Regions from separate parts of the Mus musculus genome. Here region 2 is linked to region 1. The links are chromatin contacts, found by Hi-C or POLR2A ChIA-PET in ENCODE. All regions are on one chromosome and are shown on one strand. Each heading gives the region's core, a stretch centred on a gene start or an enhancer-like site at or near the end of the contact. The rest is flanking DNA. Distances are from core to core; before and after follow the strand shown.

Evidence for each region. Hi-C counts contacts between places; a loop is a spot of excess contacts on that map. ChIA-PET counts read pairs that join two places held with the same protein, here RNA polymerase II (POLR2A).
Region 2: a loop to region 1 is called in a map of left cerebral cortex, with 7 times the contacts of the local background. The contact joins the promoter of Ipo7 here to the promoter of Zfp143 in region 1. A Hi-C loop is called at or near these places in 6 of 37 maps with a recorded cell type or tissue (gastrocnemius, heart and left cerebral cortex). POLR2A ChIA-PET finds 5 or more read pairs at or near these places in 4 of 5 experiments (Patski and embryonic stem cell).

The regions. Positions count from the first base shown.
Region 1 is chr7:110,057,993-110,065,538 of GRCm38, forward strand. Zfp143 (zinc finger protein 143) reads left to right here and starts at 3,719. Exons shown (of 16, transcript NM_001374618.1): 1 at 3,719-3,783.
Region 2 is chr7:110,013,981-110,021,526 of GRCm38, forward strand. Ipo7 (importin 7) reads left to right here and starts at 4,335. Exons shown (of 25, transcript NM_181517.5): 1 at 4,335-4,528. The coding sequence starts at 4,445.

The sequences.
Region 1 (7,546 bases), core at 2,469-4,968:
TGCACTCCTTTTATTTTTAATTGATTCAAGTTGCCAAATGTAGATCTGCTAATGCTACAGTATTTTCTTAGGGTTTTACGCTGTGAACAGACACCACAACCAAGGCAGCTGATGACAACATAGCAGCATCCAGGTAGGATGGTGCCCGAAGTGCTGTGTAAAAGTTGCTTAGCAGAATACTGGCTTCCAGGGAGCACTTAATCCAACAAGGCCTTCTGATAGTTCTACTCTCTGGGCTAAGCATATATCTATCACAAGTGTATTCCAAGTTGATCTACATGTAATCCAGATAGAATCTTTTTTTCACACCTACCAAGGAATTGACAAGGTTATTCTGTTTGAGCATATAAAGAGGGACCAAAATGATGCCACGCTCCCACACACACCCAAAAAAAGAAAACAAAAAACCCTTCAACATGCCTTTAGTCCCCTCCTTCACAGGTAGTTGAATGCCTTAGGAGCCAGCTGGGTCTACAGAATGAATTCTACAATAGCCAGGGCTATGCATCAGAGAAGCCATGTCTCAAAAGAAAAGCCAATCAAAAATAACAGTAGTGATCCCTGTGGTACTATTTCAGCCAATGAGCTGAGAAAGAAACCCTACATTAATGTGATCATTAATAGAGAATAAATGGCCCTGATAGAGCAATTAACTTAAAAGGCCTAGGCCTCTCAGCTCATGTATTATCCCAAAATGACCTAGGTGGACCAAAGATTGCTAAGCAGTGTCTTGATTTTAGGATAAACAATGTAGAATCTGAAAAATTAGACTAGCTTTACATATTCACTGGGTTGTAGTTATGTGACTTTAGCTGCTTGTAGCAAGAAGTCATTTTAAAAAGTGTTATGCCTTAATAAGTCCTTAAAATTGTAATTCCAGTGTCAAGAGTGCTTTCATAGCCTGAATTAGGCTGGATTTGAGTCCAAACATTAGCCCTGAAAAGCAATCAAGAAAATCTAGCAAATCACAAAACTGATGGGCTGGTATCCACAAGTAGTGGAAGGCTCTTAGTACCACCCTAACCTTACCAAAACAATCTTAAAAACAGATGTGCCTAGCATATCAGTGTTCTACATATTCATGCTTTCAAAGCTCACAAAGAATTAGAGACATTTGTGATGTTAAAACGGTTACTATATATAGAATATATAAAATCACAACACCTAACAGCTTGAGTACCCTGAGGTATAGGATTTACTAAACTTAAAAATGATTTAATGTTTTGATCATAAAATGCCATCTGTGGTTGGAGAAATAACAGTGGTTACAGAGATCCTGAATTCAATAACCAGCAACCACATGGTGGTAATAGGATCTGATGCCCTCTTCTGGCATGCTGTATATATACAGTATATACAGTTAGAGCACTGAAGCATTAAATAAAATCTTTTTTAAAATTCCAGTGTCATGCCCTAATTTTTTTTTCGTTCATTCATTTTATTTTATTGAGTGCATGGTGGAAGGGGGGAGGGAGGGAGGATCTTTCCCATGCTGGGTAAGATCTATGCCTTGGGAAGGAAGGCAGGCAAACGGGTTAGTGCTAGTGCATAGTCCATGGTGGTGCTTTATCCAAAAGACTTTGGTTGTGGCCTCCCATTTTATTCTCAAAGGGCAGTCTGGGAACCCTCTTGCAGAAGGCAGGAGGAACTGGCCGACCTCCTTATCTGTCTCACGACGGTCTAAACTCAGCTCACCCAGCTCACGTTCCTTATTAGTGGGTGAACAATCCAACGCTTGGTGAATTCTGCTTAACGATAGGAAGAGCCGACATCGAAGGATCAAAAAGCCGCCACAAGCCAGTTATCCCTGTGGTAACTTTTCTGACATCTCCTGCTACATTGTTCCAACATGCCAGAGGCTGTTCACCTTGGAGACCCATATTCTAATTTTTAAGGGTCCAAGTGTTTTGTGTCCTTGAGGATTAAACCCATGAACAAGATGGTGGTGGCATTTGCACTAGGAATGTTTAACCATTGTTCATAACAATATTCATACTGGCCGGGCAGTGCTTGCGCACGCCTTTAATCCCAGCACTCAGGAGGCAGAGGTAGGCGGATTTCTGAGTTCAAGGCCAGCCTGGTCTACAGAGTGAGTTCCAGGACAGCCAGGGCTACAGAGAAACCCCATCTGGAAAAAAAAGCAAAAAATAATAATACTGTTCAGAACCAGAGATGGTGGCACATGCCTATCTATAATCCCATTACTGGCCATGTGGAGGTAGAAAGGTCCAAGAGTACCAAAACAAAGTAGTGGTGTCATGTACCTTTCTTGCCAGGGTTTGATAGGAGTTGTGGGTGGATTAGGTCAAGATCATGTCATCAATTGCCCTCTACATAGCAAATACAAGGCCAGACAGCCACACTCTCAAAAACCATAAAAGGATGTATATTCTAAGTCCTGAGATCCTTCAAATGACATTTGAGTACCGATTATGTAACTATGCCCTGGTTAGATTAATATTTTAAAATTGTGATTTATTGGGCCTTATGTGGCATAGGCTATACAGCCTACTCTTAGCACTTAGGGATATACTCTCCGGTTAAATTCATAGCCTACTGAACTATACTGCAAACTAAAGTCTCAGATGGGGTGAGGGCAAGAGAAGGTAATACTGTAGGTTCCGACTAGATTTAGTTACAAACTCAAGTTTCTCCCGGCTATTTTTCGACTTCATCAATGACATCACCTGAAATGCAAGTGACTGACGGCTAATGCTGGTCAACCTCCTCATCTTATTGGAATATACACCTGGTACTGCGGCTACTGCACTCTTATCTGAAATGCCTTGTATTGGAAATGGCTTAAGGGTTGGGCCGAGAGGATTAAAAAAAAAAAAAAACGTACCACATGCCACAACTAATGTCTCAATAGGTTAAAGAGCCCAACAGATGCTTTCTTCATCCTTCAGTTTCACAAAACAGGGAAAGCGCATGCAAAGGACCCGAGCGACCACAAGTCCACGGACACACTAAGAGCATTCGCTTTGCCTCCCAGCGGAAGCTCGGCTCCGCCGGGATCTCCGCAGAAGCAGAAAGCTCAACCTCCCATGGCATGGTCATGCCCGGAGATTGGGGAAGGGCAGGCAGGTTCCGAACCCAGTCTCCGGCATCAGCTGCGCTAGGCACAGAGACCCAAAGCGAAGGCCTCGGCCGACTCCGAGAGCCCCTAGGGAGCGCGTGGGAGGTTCGGGCCGCCCTCCTGCCTTCCTCTAACCTTCCAATGAAATAACACTCGGCAATAGAAAGGCAAGGCCCATCCGGCCTCCGATACACGCTCCGGCAGGGCCACCGGGAGCTCCATGGGTTCCACATTAGCCCTGTAGGGAAAATGGCGCCCATCACCCTATTTCCCTCCCGGGCAATCAAAAGGACGAACCTCCCTCCCTTGCTACAAAATGGCGCCTCCCGCTGGGGCCCCAGAATCGGCATAATTCACTCGTCCGTGGGGCGGAGTGGTCCGCGATGAGCAGTTTCGCCATCCAGTCAGGCACAGAAGCTTTGATTCCGTACCTGGCGCCAGCCACTCATGAGCGGGTAGGAAGGTCAGGCAACAATGACGCAGGTGAGGTGGGCGTAGTTAGTGGCGGTTTCCTGCCCGTCAGCTAAATCTAGACCAATCGAGAGCAAGAGTCTTCCAGTGAGTGACGTAAAGACAGCCCAATGGAGGGTAGGGGCGGGACTCAGAATTGCTATGCGGGTTGCGGGGCTTGGGGGCCGGGCGGCTGTTTCCTGTCCTGGTGCATGGTGGTCGGACGAAGGAATTGTTGGAAAATTTTCTCGGAGGTTCGTATATAAATGTGTTTTTACCCAGTGTGCATTATTCTCCGCCCGGCCGCCGCCCTCAGTGCGGCGGCGCGGGCCCACTCGGGCCCCGGCTCTCCCTCCAGCTGCTTATGCTGGTCCTCAGGCCTGGCCGATCCTACGGCCGCCTTCGTAGCGCAGCCCGGGCAGAATCGGAGTTTATTAATAACCCGAGGCCGCCACTCTAGGGCGGCGGAGCCTTTCCCTCTGAGGACGCCACCCCACCCCCCTTCACCCAGCGCCCCGCCTGTCCCCTTAGGGGGCCGCTGAGGGGAGGGAGAGCAGGAGGGGAGGGTGGAGCTCTCGGGAGCCGGGAGGCTCAGCTCGACCTGACCTTCGCGCGGAGCGAGTCCCTGGGCGCTCGCTCGGTGTGGAAGCCGGTCGGACTGGGCCTCCGGGCCTCGGTTCTCAGCAGGCCCCAGCAGGGGCGCGGGGCCCGCGGCTGGGGACACGCCTGCATATCGCCCCCGGGTTTCTTCCTATTCTGATCGTAGGCACATTTATTCGTTTTCACAATTTTTTTCTTCAAAAGTCTGTGAGGCCTAACATCGAATATTCAAAAATAGTCTCTTGGAATGTTTTATAATGGGACTTTCGTTCACTCATTTTTTACTTTCTCCCTTTCATTAAACGATGTTTCAATAAGTAGAAATGAATACCACTGCCCATCTGTTTGTTTAGAATCAAGTTCTGCCTTCCCTTTTGAAATATTCAAATCATCTGGCATATTCCGTTGGGAATGTGAGAAATTGCACGTTTCAGATTGTGTTCAGTTTGGTCCTAAATTTTACTAGGAAAGATGCGTTCAGCCCTATTCGGCAAAAACTTGTGTAACATTTTAACACTTTCTTCATTCTAAGTATATAGTAAATTCATTGTGAAATGTAAAGATCACAAAACAATAAGCATAAATCTTACCCTGACATTTTGAGTATTTGGAGATGAGTCAATCGACTCTACAAATACTCTTCCCCTTTGTTTATTTTGGTTTGTTTTATCTGGGCATGGTGTCTCTGTCTATAATTCCAGCAATCGGAGTCTGAGGCAAGAGGATTTCAAGACTACTCTTTATTACAGATTTACAGCTAGCTACACACTGAGTTCCTGATCTCAAGTATACTAATAACAGCTTTTTGATAGAATATACACACGTTCAAATTCACCTAAAATAGTCCAAACTAAGTCTGGTAGTTCAACTTTGAAATCTAAGCTATCAAGGCAAAAATAGGAGAAATTTCAAATTCAAGGCCTGCCTCCACTACAGATTGAGTTTATGGCCAACCTGAGTTACCTAGGAGTAAGGCCCTATCCTACGAGAAGAGCAGGTTGAGGATATAGCGAGTGGGGGAATGCTTACCTACCAGGTACAAGGCCTTAAATTCGGGCCTAAAGACTGCAAATTAACTCACCATGCTAATGTATACCTATACATACTTGGGAGTAGAGACAGGAAGATCAGTTCAGAGTCATTTTTGGCTGTGTACTTAATTGGAGGCCAGCAGTCAGTCACACTGGAGGTTGTCTCAGGAATGGGAAAAATAAGCCTATAGAGCTAGTACATGCCTTTATAATCCCAGCACTCTGGAGGCAGGTGAATCTACAGATGGAATTTCTAGATAGCCAGGCAGGAATACACAGAAAAACCTTGTCTCATAATGAAAACAAACAAACAAACAACTAAACAAGAAAATACTTGGCCTGGTGCCCAGGGAGGCCAGAAGAAGGGGTCAGGTCCCCTGGAACTGGAGTTATAGTGATTGATTGTGAGCCATCATGTTGGTGCTGGGAACCAAACCCAGGTCATCTAGAATAGCAACCAGTGATTTTTAACCACAGAGCCATCTCTCCAGCTACCTAAATTTACATTTTTTTTTTCATTTTCTTGGTGTGTTTGTGCCATAGTGTATGTACAGAGTTCAGAGGACAACTAGCTGAAGTGCGTTGTCTCTTTCCACCATGTGGGGCTCAGGGAGTTAAGTCTTGTTGTTGTTTTGTTTTGTTTTGTTTTGTTGAGACAGGGTTTCTCTGTGTAGTCATGGCTGTCTTGGAACTCACTCTGTAGACCAGAGCTGGCTGGCCTCGAACTCAGAAATCCGCCTGCCTCTGCCTTTCGAGTGCTGGAATTAAAGGCGTGTGCCACCACGCCCTGCTCAGGGAGTTGAGTCTTAGCAGGCTTGGCAGGAAGCACCTTTACTCATAAGTCATTGTCTGGATCCTCTAGACAGGGTTTCTGTCTCAGGTGTAATGCCCTAATGGAGCTGTGTTCACAGCCGGGGCCGGGCGCCCACCTGTAATCCCAGCACATGGGTAATAGAATGATGATTGCTAGAGGTTCAAGGCCAGTCTGGGTTTCATAATTTCTAATTTCTTCATGCCTTTGTAATGTTCATTTATTTTTATTTACTTATTATTTTGAAGGACGGTACCTCTGTTTAGTCCTCACTGTCCTGCTTTGTAGACCAGGCTGGGCTTGAGCTCACTGAGATCCTCCTGCCTCTGCCTCCCAAGTGCTGGGATTATGCCGCCTTTGCCAGTTCTTCCTAGTCCTCTGTTTTGTTCCGTTCTGTTTGAGGCAGGGTTGTGTTATGTCGTCCAGGCTGTTCTTAAACTTAGCTACTTGTCTCACAGTCCTCGTCTCACCCCACACAAGGGCATCTATATTACCATAGACATCCTATTGAGAATGAGTGGCAGCATCTCTTGTGGGTTTTGTTTGCACTTCTCTGATTGCTAGTGAAATGAATCACTTGTTGTGCATTTGTCTGTTTATTTTTTGTCAATCTTTGGAGAAATGTTTGTATCTTTTCCCTATTTAAAAGTGTGTCCACACCCTGGTGGTGGTGGCCCACGCCTGTAATCCCAGCACTCTCGAGGCAGAGGCAGGCGGATTTCTGAGTTCGAGGCCAGCCTGGTCTACAGAGTGAGTTCCAGGACAGCCAGGGCTACACAGAGAAACCCTGTCTCGAAAAACCAAAAGAAGGAAGGAAGGAAGGAAGGAAGGAAGGAAGGAAGGAAGGAAGGAAGGAAGGAAGGAAGGAAGGAAGGAAAGAAAGAAAGAAAGAAAGAAAGAAAGAAAGAAAGAAAGAAAGAAAGAAAGAAAGAAAGAAAGAAAAGCGTGTCCACACATATGTGCAAGAGTGTGAGAGAGGGGGGAGGGAGAACAAGTTTGGGTGTTCCTGTGTCAAAGGACAAGTTGTGGAAGTCAGTTTCTCCTTCTACCATGTGGGACCCAGGAATTGAAATAAGTTTTTTAGTCTTGGCTATAGCTCAGTGGTAAAGCACTTATTCTATATTGGAACTTCTGCAGGGGGTAGGATGGGATATTAAAATTTTAGTCCCTGTACATTTATCTCTTACTCCTTCCTATTCCTGGGGGATACTATTTGAATTTATATAGCATGCTTGCTTTGTTATTACATACAGTTTTTAAAACCTGGGTGTTTCATACCAGGAATACTTTTACACCCTTTGCTTTTTTTCTTAACTACACATCTTGGACACATATCTTACTGTTTTATATCTCTTTTTACTGCTGACTGAGGTCAAAGCCAGGGTCTTGTAGGTAATAACCAGGAGCTATAGAGTTGAGCTGTGTCTGTCTTCATGATTCATTTGTGGGCAGGATATTTAACGTCTTCTTAATGGGTTTTTACATTGCTGAGGTTCTTGTGCTTGCTCACAACCCCTAGAATGTTTTTACAGACTATTTAAAAAGCTTCCCCCCTGAGTTGATAGAGTGTTTGTC
Region 2 (7,546 bases), core at 3,085-5,584, 43 kb before region 1:
GTTGTTGGGGAATTGAATTTAGGACCTCTGCTCACTCAGTCCCTGCTAGCTCTGGCCCAAAGATTTATTTATTTATTATAAATAAGTACACTGTAGCTATCTTCAGACTCAATAGAAGCAGGTGTCAGATCTCTTTATGGGTGGTTGTAAGCCACCATGTGGTTGCTGGGATTTGAACTCAGGATCTTCTGAAGAGTAGTCAGTGCTCTCAGCTGCTGAGCCATTTCACCAGCCCCAGTCAGGCTTCTCTAGTGACCCGTCCAGCAGGTCCAGTTATTCGAGGGTCTCAAAGGGACCTTCTCCTAAGAATCAAATTGGTGGGTAGAGAGAGAGGAGGGTCTTGTGGGAATAAAGACACGGAAACATTCTGAATTACATCAAGACCCCAATGTATTAGCCAGGCCGAAGGTTTAAATGCACAAGCAAAAGGGGAAGTACAGGTACTTATCAGCGGGAGGGATGGGGCAATACAAGCAAATGGAGAAGTACTTATCAGTGAGGTGGGGGGGCAATAGAAATTTTTTCTTTTGGCAGCTACACCGGGAAGCAGGAACTTGGTGGTATCAGGGTGTGGTCAGGACATTGGAGATGATTTAGGGCTGGAACAATCTGTGGTTGTTCTCAGAATCGTTGTGTCTGTGGCCCTCTTTTGACCCCCTTTTCTTCTGGGGGGGGGAGAGGCCCAATTCAGAGATCAGGACAATTGTGTTGTCTTAATGGCTCCCAACACTCTAGAGGAACAGAACTTATAGAATGACTCAACCTCTCTCTCTCCCTCCTCCTCTCCATCTCCCTCTCCCTCTCCCTTTCCCCCCACTCCAGTGTCTCTTTGACAGAGGGAAGAAGAAGAGGAGCTATTAAAGTAGCTTACAGGCTATGGTCCAACTAGTCCAACAATGGCTGTCTACAACTGGAAGGTCCAAGAATCCAGTAGTTGTTAAGTCCATGAGGTTGCAGGTCTCAGCTGTTCTTCAGCATACGCTGGAATCCCAAAGAAGTAGGCACTAATACCAGTAAAGAGTGAATTTACCAGCAGTAGCAACCAAGGAAAAAGCAAGTTAACTTCCTTTTTATAAGTCCTTTATATAGGCTGCCAGCAGGCAACATTATGGTATGACTCCAACAAGTGCTGAAATGGGTTTCATTTTTCCAAGTCTGCTTTTATATCATTCTGGTACAAAGAACAAACACAGCATTAACAAAGGCCCCATCATATTCAGGATCTTATCAAGATGATCAAGATATTGAGCCTACTTTCTTGTCCTAGCCCAAGGTCAAATTCTTGCCAAAATCCTTGAAGTGGCACCAAGAGCTCTCTACACTTGCAGCTAGATCTTATAGAGGCACTTTCTCAACTGAGGCAACCTCCTTTCAGATAACTCTAGTTTGTGTGTCAAGTTGACAGAAGACTAGCCAGCACAAGACCCTAGATAGATAGATAGATAGATAGATAGATAGATAGATAGACAGATAAAGGCTAGGAAGAGGGCTCAATGGTTAAGAGTGTGTACTGCTCTTCAGAGAACCTGGGTTTGGTTCCCAGCACTCATGTCAGGTGGTTAACAACTGCCTGTCATTCCTGCTCCAGGAGCTCCAACACCTCTGGATTCTGAGGGAACTTGCACTCCTGTATGTGAACTTGCTCCTCACTCCAGCTCCATGTATATTGTTTGTTTAAGTAATTTTTTAAAAGAATCTTTAAAAAAACAGTTGGGGCTGGGGATGTAGTTTAGTTGGCAGAGTGCTTGTTTAGCAGGCAGAAACTTTGATCCCCAGAATCAAATAAACTGATTGTGATTGTATTCCTTAGTTTTGTGTTGCTGTAATGGAAGGCAACGTAAGGAAGGAAGCCTTTGTTTTGGCTGTTGTTCATAGCAGAGTAGAGGCATGACAGCTAGAAGGAAGCTGCTCACACCCCCAATTTCTAGAGCACCAAGCAGGTACAAAGACTGCAGGTAGGTAGGGTTTATTTACTGTAAACAACTCCCAAGGCCCCCATCCCTGTCTCCAGTGACATACTTTCTTCATCAAGGCTGCACCTCATAAAAATCTCCAAACAGTGCCACCAACTGGGGGCCAAGTGTTCAAATGCCTGATTCTTGTGGCCATTTCTCATTCTGACTACATAATAGTATTCACCTGTAATCCCATCACGCTGAAGATAAAGGCAGAAAATAGGTCATTCATCAGTACGGATAGGTGGAGGGTCAGAATGGTCTATGTGCAAACCGGCTTCAAAAATTAATAACACAACAAAACAACAAACAAAGAAAAACCTCAAAAATCAAAAACAAAACAAAAAAAACCCCATGAAACCAAACCTGGAAGTATTTTACTGAACTGTAAACAATCCACCTGCTCATCTGGACAATGCATTTATTCATAAAGAGAGATAAGGCAACTCACTCAGACATGTAACATGTACAATATCCAACATGGAATTAATCATTACCTGGCCTTCTCAATGCTTAGAAGGGATAGGCAGGAGGATCACTGGTTTAAGGCAAGTCATGTAACATAATGAATTTGAACCAGCCTGAGTCTGAGTTTGGTTCCAGACCCTGTCTGGAAACAAAAACAAAACTATGAAGAATAAACACCATTGACAGAAACAAAATACCAGATGGAGCAAGAAAGTTTCAAGGGGGACAAAATGAGTAATCTGAGAATTGAGAAGACATCACTTCAGCCACTGCACACATTAGAACCATAAGAAGTAAATACAGTTTTGTTTTGAGGGTCTTTTTGTTTTTGTTTGTTTGTTTTTTTGAGACAGGGTATGCAGCCAGGCAGAACTTGATATGTATAGCAGGTTGGTTTTTAAACTCACAGAATTCTGACTACCTCTGCCTTCTAAGTGCAGGAATTTAAAGCAAAAAATCAAAATATTCTTTTTTTTTTTTTTTTTTTTTTTGGTTTTTCAAGACAGGGTTTCTCTGTGTAGCCCTGGCTGTCCTGGAACTCACTCTGTAGACCAGGCTAGCCTCGAACTCAGAAATTCACCTGCCTCTGCCTTCCAAGTGCTGGGATTAAAGGCATGCGCCACCACGCCCGGCCAAAATATTCTTATTTCATGAGAATTTATAATCAAGTATGGTAGTACAGCACTTGTGGGGTGGAGCAGGATTACAAATTTAAGGACAGTATGTTGTACACAGAGAACTGAATTCCTGCTTTCTTCAAGAACATAAGGTCCTAACCACTGAGTCATTTCTACAGCTCCCTGTTGCTCCTTTGTGAGACAGGTTCAAACATTGTAGCTCAGGCCTGCCTGAAGCTCAGTATATAGCTTCCCTTAGATTCTAATTGAAAATTGATTTGATTTCTAAAGGTAAAATGATTTGAGATGTATGACAGTAGTTCTCAATATTTTCACTGCTGCAATCCTTCAATATAGTTACTTATATTATGATGATTCCCAACCATGATAGTAGCATTTTCATTGCTACTTTATAACTGCAATTTTGCTACTGCTATGAATTATACTGTAAATATCTGATATGCAGAGGATAGCTGATATTCAACAAAGGGGTCACGATCCACAGACCCACAAGATGAGAACTACTGAATTAGAGGTTTAAATATCCATACACAGGGAGTTTTAATGGACATTATGCATTTATTCTGAATTTAGAAATAATTTATATAATGACGTAGCTGAGATTTGAACACTCATTAATAAGGCACAACTTCAATATATAGGATAAAGTCTTACAAAATGAGATTAATGAATCAAAGTGGAGCAGTTTTTATGGCATTTAGAAACTCATCTCAAATCATTGTTGAGAAAGTTCCATCTGGGAGGCTCAGGCAGTGGTATTGCAACAAGTTCAGGTCAAAAGCCTGTCTCAAAAAACAAAACAGAGCTGGGCGTGGTGGCGCATATCTTTAATCCCAGCACTCTCCCAGCACTTGGGAGGTAGAGGCAGGCGGATTTCTGAGTTCGAGGCCAGCCTGGTCTACAAAGTGAGTTCCAGGACAGCCAGAGCTATACAGAGAAACCCTGTCTCAAAAAACCAAAAAACAAAACAAAAACAAAACAGAAATTTCTTTTAATTATACAGTTAGTAACAACGTATTGCATCACACACTTCTTGAGATTCTCTAGGGATATCATATAAAATTTTGTAACTATTTTACTTTTCTCTTTGTGGCGTTTGAACGTTGTCCCTTTCACTGACTACAGTGGGAGCCAGCCACGTGGGCCGTGTCCGCGTTTGGGGACTACATTTCCCAGGGTGCTCCGCCGGAGACTTGACAGGAAGTGGCCGGAGCATCTCCCGCCTCCACGCCGAGGCGAGAAGGTTCTATCCGGGGCCTTGGCGCTTCTCTTTCCTTTCGCGCCGGTTGCCGCTGCGGAGCGCGGCCGGTCCATGTGCGCAGTGAGTGGCGCTATTTCTGCCTCAGTAGCACCGGTGTCCCGGGTCTGACCGACCGCGCGGCGATGGATCCCAACACCATCATCGAGGCCCTCCGGGGCACCATGGACCCAGCCCTGCGCGAGGCCGCTGAGCGCCAGCTCAATGAAGTAAGGACGGCCGGCTAGCGGCTGCTGCGGGCTTGTGGGCCGGCAGGCCAAGACTTCCAGGCCTGGCTGGAGACGCGGAGCACAGCTCCGACGAGCCCATTTGGAGAGGTTGGGCGGAGATCTGACCGCCGTGCCAGGCTCCACTGTGGGGACGCGGCGTCCAGGCCGCCACTCGGTCGGCTTCCGAGTGGGCCTCTGGCCCGGGTCTGGGCGTGTGGAGCCGGCCGAGCTAGGCGGGCGTGACGGTCTGGACACATGGCCGGCTCCCGTGGCCCGCCGCCCTCTGGCTGTCTCCCAGTTTGCTCTCGGGAGGGGGCGAGACAAACTGGGAGGGTGTAGAGATGTGTCCCAGACCAGTCTTTCCGGCGCCCGGTCGGCCGGGGTTCCTGGGGAGGCTAGCTAGTCCACTGGGGGCTGCGCCTGACAGCCTTGTGTGTGCTCTTGGCGGATCAGTGACCTGCCTGTCCGGTACAACTTTCTTCTCGCCGGCGAGGTGCTAGGGACAGATTTCAGATCTGGTAGGGCAGGGGTAGTGTGGGTTACACTGTGCGATCCCCGCTCTGGTACTGTCCTAGTACCACAGTTGGGAGGCGGGATGATGTAGTGGAACGGGTCAGATAAAGTGCGACCTTCTAGGTATAGCAGCCTCAATGATTTCTGGAGTGAGTGACCTTGGGCAAGTCTCACCTCCAGATCCTGAGTTGTACTCATTCATGAAATTAGGCCGTACGGTTGCTGTGATGGTCAAGTGAGATAATCTAGAGCCTATAGAGCTTTCATATGCAACATTAGTGGAGAGTTGGTTTCTCTTCCACGTGTTTTGGGCAGTGCCCCTTGGAAAACTGTTATATTGATATTCTATTGTACTGATTTCATCAGCGTTCTTTTTTTCTGAACTTGGCTATTTTATATATTAGTAAGAATTTAATAGGTTTATAAAAAGGCCTCTGTAAGGTCTCTTTGAGTCTCAGTGTTTTGGTGTGTGTGTGTTCATATACATATATATGTATACTGCATATACACAAATACTAAATTGTATATGCACGCTTTATACACACATATAAGTATCTTTTTTTTTTTTTAATGCAAAAAGAAACCCTTGTTTAAAGAAATCTTAGCCGAGCGGTGGTGGTGCACGCCTTTAATCCCGGCGCTTGGGAGGAAGAGGCAGGAGTATTTCTGAGTTCCAGGCCAGCCTGCTCTACAAAGTGAGTTCCAGGACAGCCAGAACTATACAGAGAAACCCTGTCTCTTAAAAAACAAAAAAGAAAAGAAAAGAAATCTTAAAGCATTGACTTAGAGGAAACATCAGGGAGACTATTAATTGAGCATCTCAAGTTTACCATGCAGTAAAGATAACCCTGCCTTCAAGGAATTTACAGTTATCCAAGACCACCCACAGTTCAAATAAATTATTTCACAATGAAAAGGTCATTTATATGTAAATGAGACCATGCTGAAGGATCATAGTATACTGAAATTTTTAGATCCAAAGTCACCTAGGCAAGAGCTTACTTTGGGATGTAAAATGGTAAAGTGAAACAAACTGTCTCTTTAAAATGTAATTAAATCATACAAGAAGTTAATGGATCAATTGTTCTGTTTTAGATGGATTTTCTGTACAATGAATATTATTCTGCTTATGGAATATTAATACATGTAATAAAAACAAGTATCATGTGGTTACACCTATAATCCCAGCACAATGAATGCTGAGGCGAGGCAGGAAGATAGATTGCTCAGGAGTTTCAGGCCAGCCTGGGCTGCAGAGTGAGACTGTTTCCTTTCCAGATACTAGAAAACCTGAAAGTTTTGTCCTAGGTATTTCTGTCATGAATACACAGGGCTCTTAAATTTGTTTTTTAAAAGAATTGATTTCTTTTACATAAAGATTGGGTAAATGTTTACTTCAAATGTGAAATTCTGTGAACAGTTACTGCATTCCTAGTTTTTTTGCTTAGTTTTGTTTTTTGGACAGGGTTTTACCCCTTAACCCAAGCTGGCCTCAGATTCCTGGGTAATCTTTCTGTCTCAGCTTTCCTAGCCCATGTACCAGCACATCCAGTTTTGCATGTCTAATTATGAGCACCAGTATAATATATAGACAGAGAAAATATTAACTACTTATGTTTTAAAAGATAATGGAATAATCAAAATATTAATCAAAGTCTTGACTCAGCCATTGATCTGCTATTCTAGAGTACAATGGAACAGTGAATACTGATAATCTTTTCTGCCAAAGAAAATGTATAATTTGGCTGACATTTCTGTAATTTTTAGCTCTTGTATGTTTTTCAGTTACTACATTTAGATTGTTAGGTAATTGTCCTAAGGTAACTTTTAGAATGTTTACTCTGACTTAGGAAACAATCCAGATAAGTCTTGAAGAATGAGAAAAGAACATCTTTGAGAGGCTTTTATTTAACCTCAGTGTGGTAAGGTGCACACTTTCTTTCATTCATTAAAGCTGTTTTGTACTCCTTAGACATTAAACATTGCTCATCATGTTAAAAGATCTTTGACATTTTTGAATGATTCCCTTAACTAAGTGAGGTAATCAATGGCTAAAAACTGGAGATATTTTCAGCAGTTTTATTTTAATTAATTTTTTGAGGGAGGGTGTTTGAGTCTTAGTTCCTGGATAGCCTAGAATTTGCTCTGTCAACTTGGCTGTCCTTGAACACAGAAATGTACACTCCTGCCTGGGATTAAAGGCCTGTGTCACCAGGCCCAGCTTTGCAAAGTTTTCAGTTTGAAAATATAATCATACTCTTGAGTACTGAGCTTGTGTGCTCATCTTATCTGGATGGTCTGGAACCCTTCATAAAGGTATCTCCCTGACCAACTCCTTCAACTATCTTTTCAAATGTCTCCTTATATTGTAGAGTAGTTTCCATTTTCTGACTACATTCCTATCTCCGTCCCTTGTTTTATAAAGCTCTCATTTTACACACACACACACACACACACACACACACACGTATAATCACATAACTAAAATTAAAAACATTAGACTAA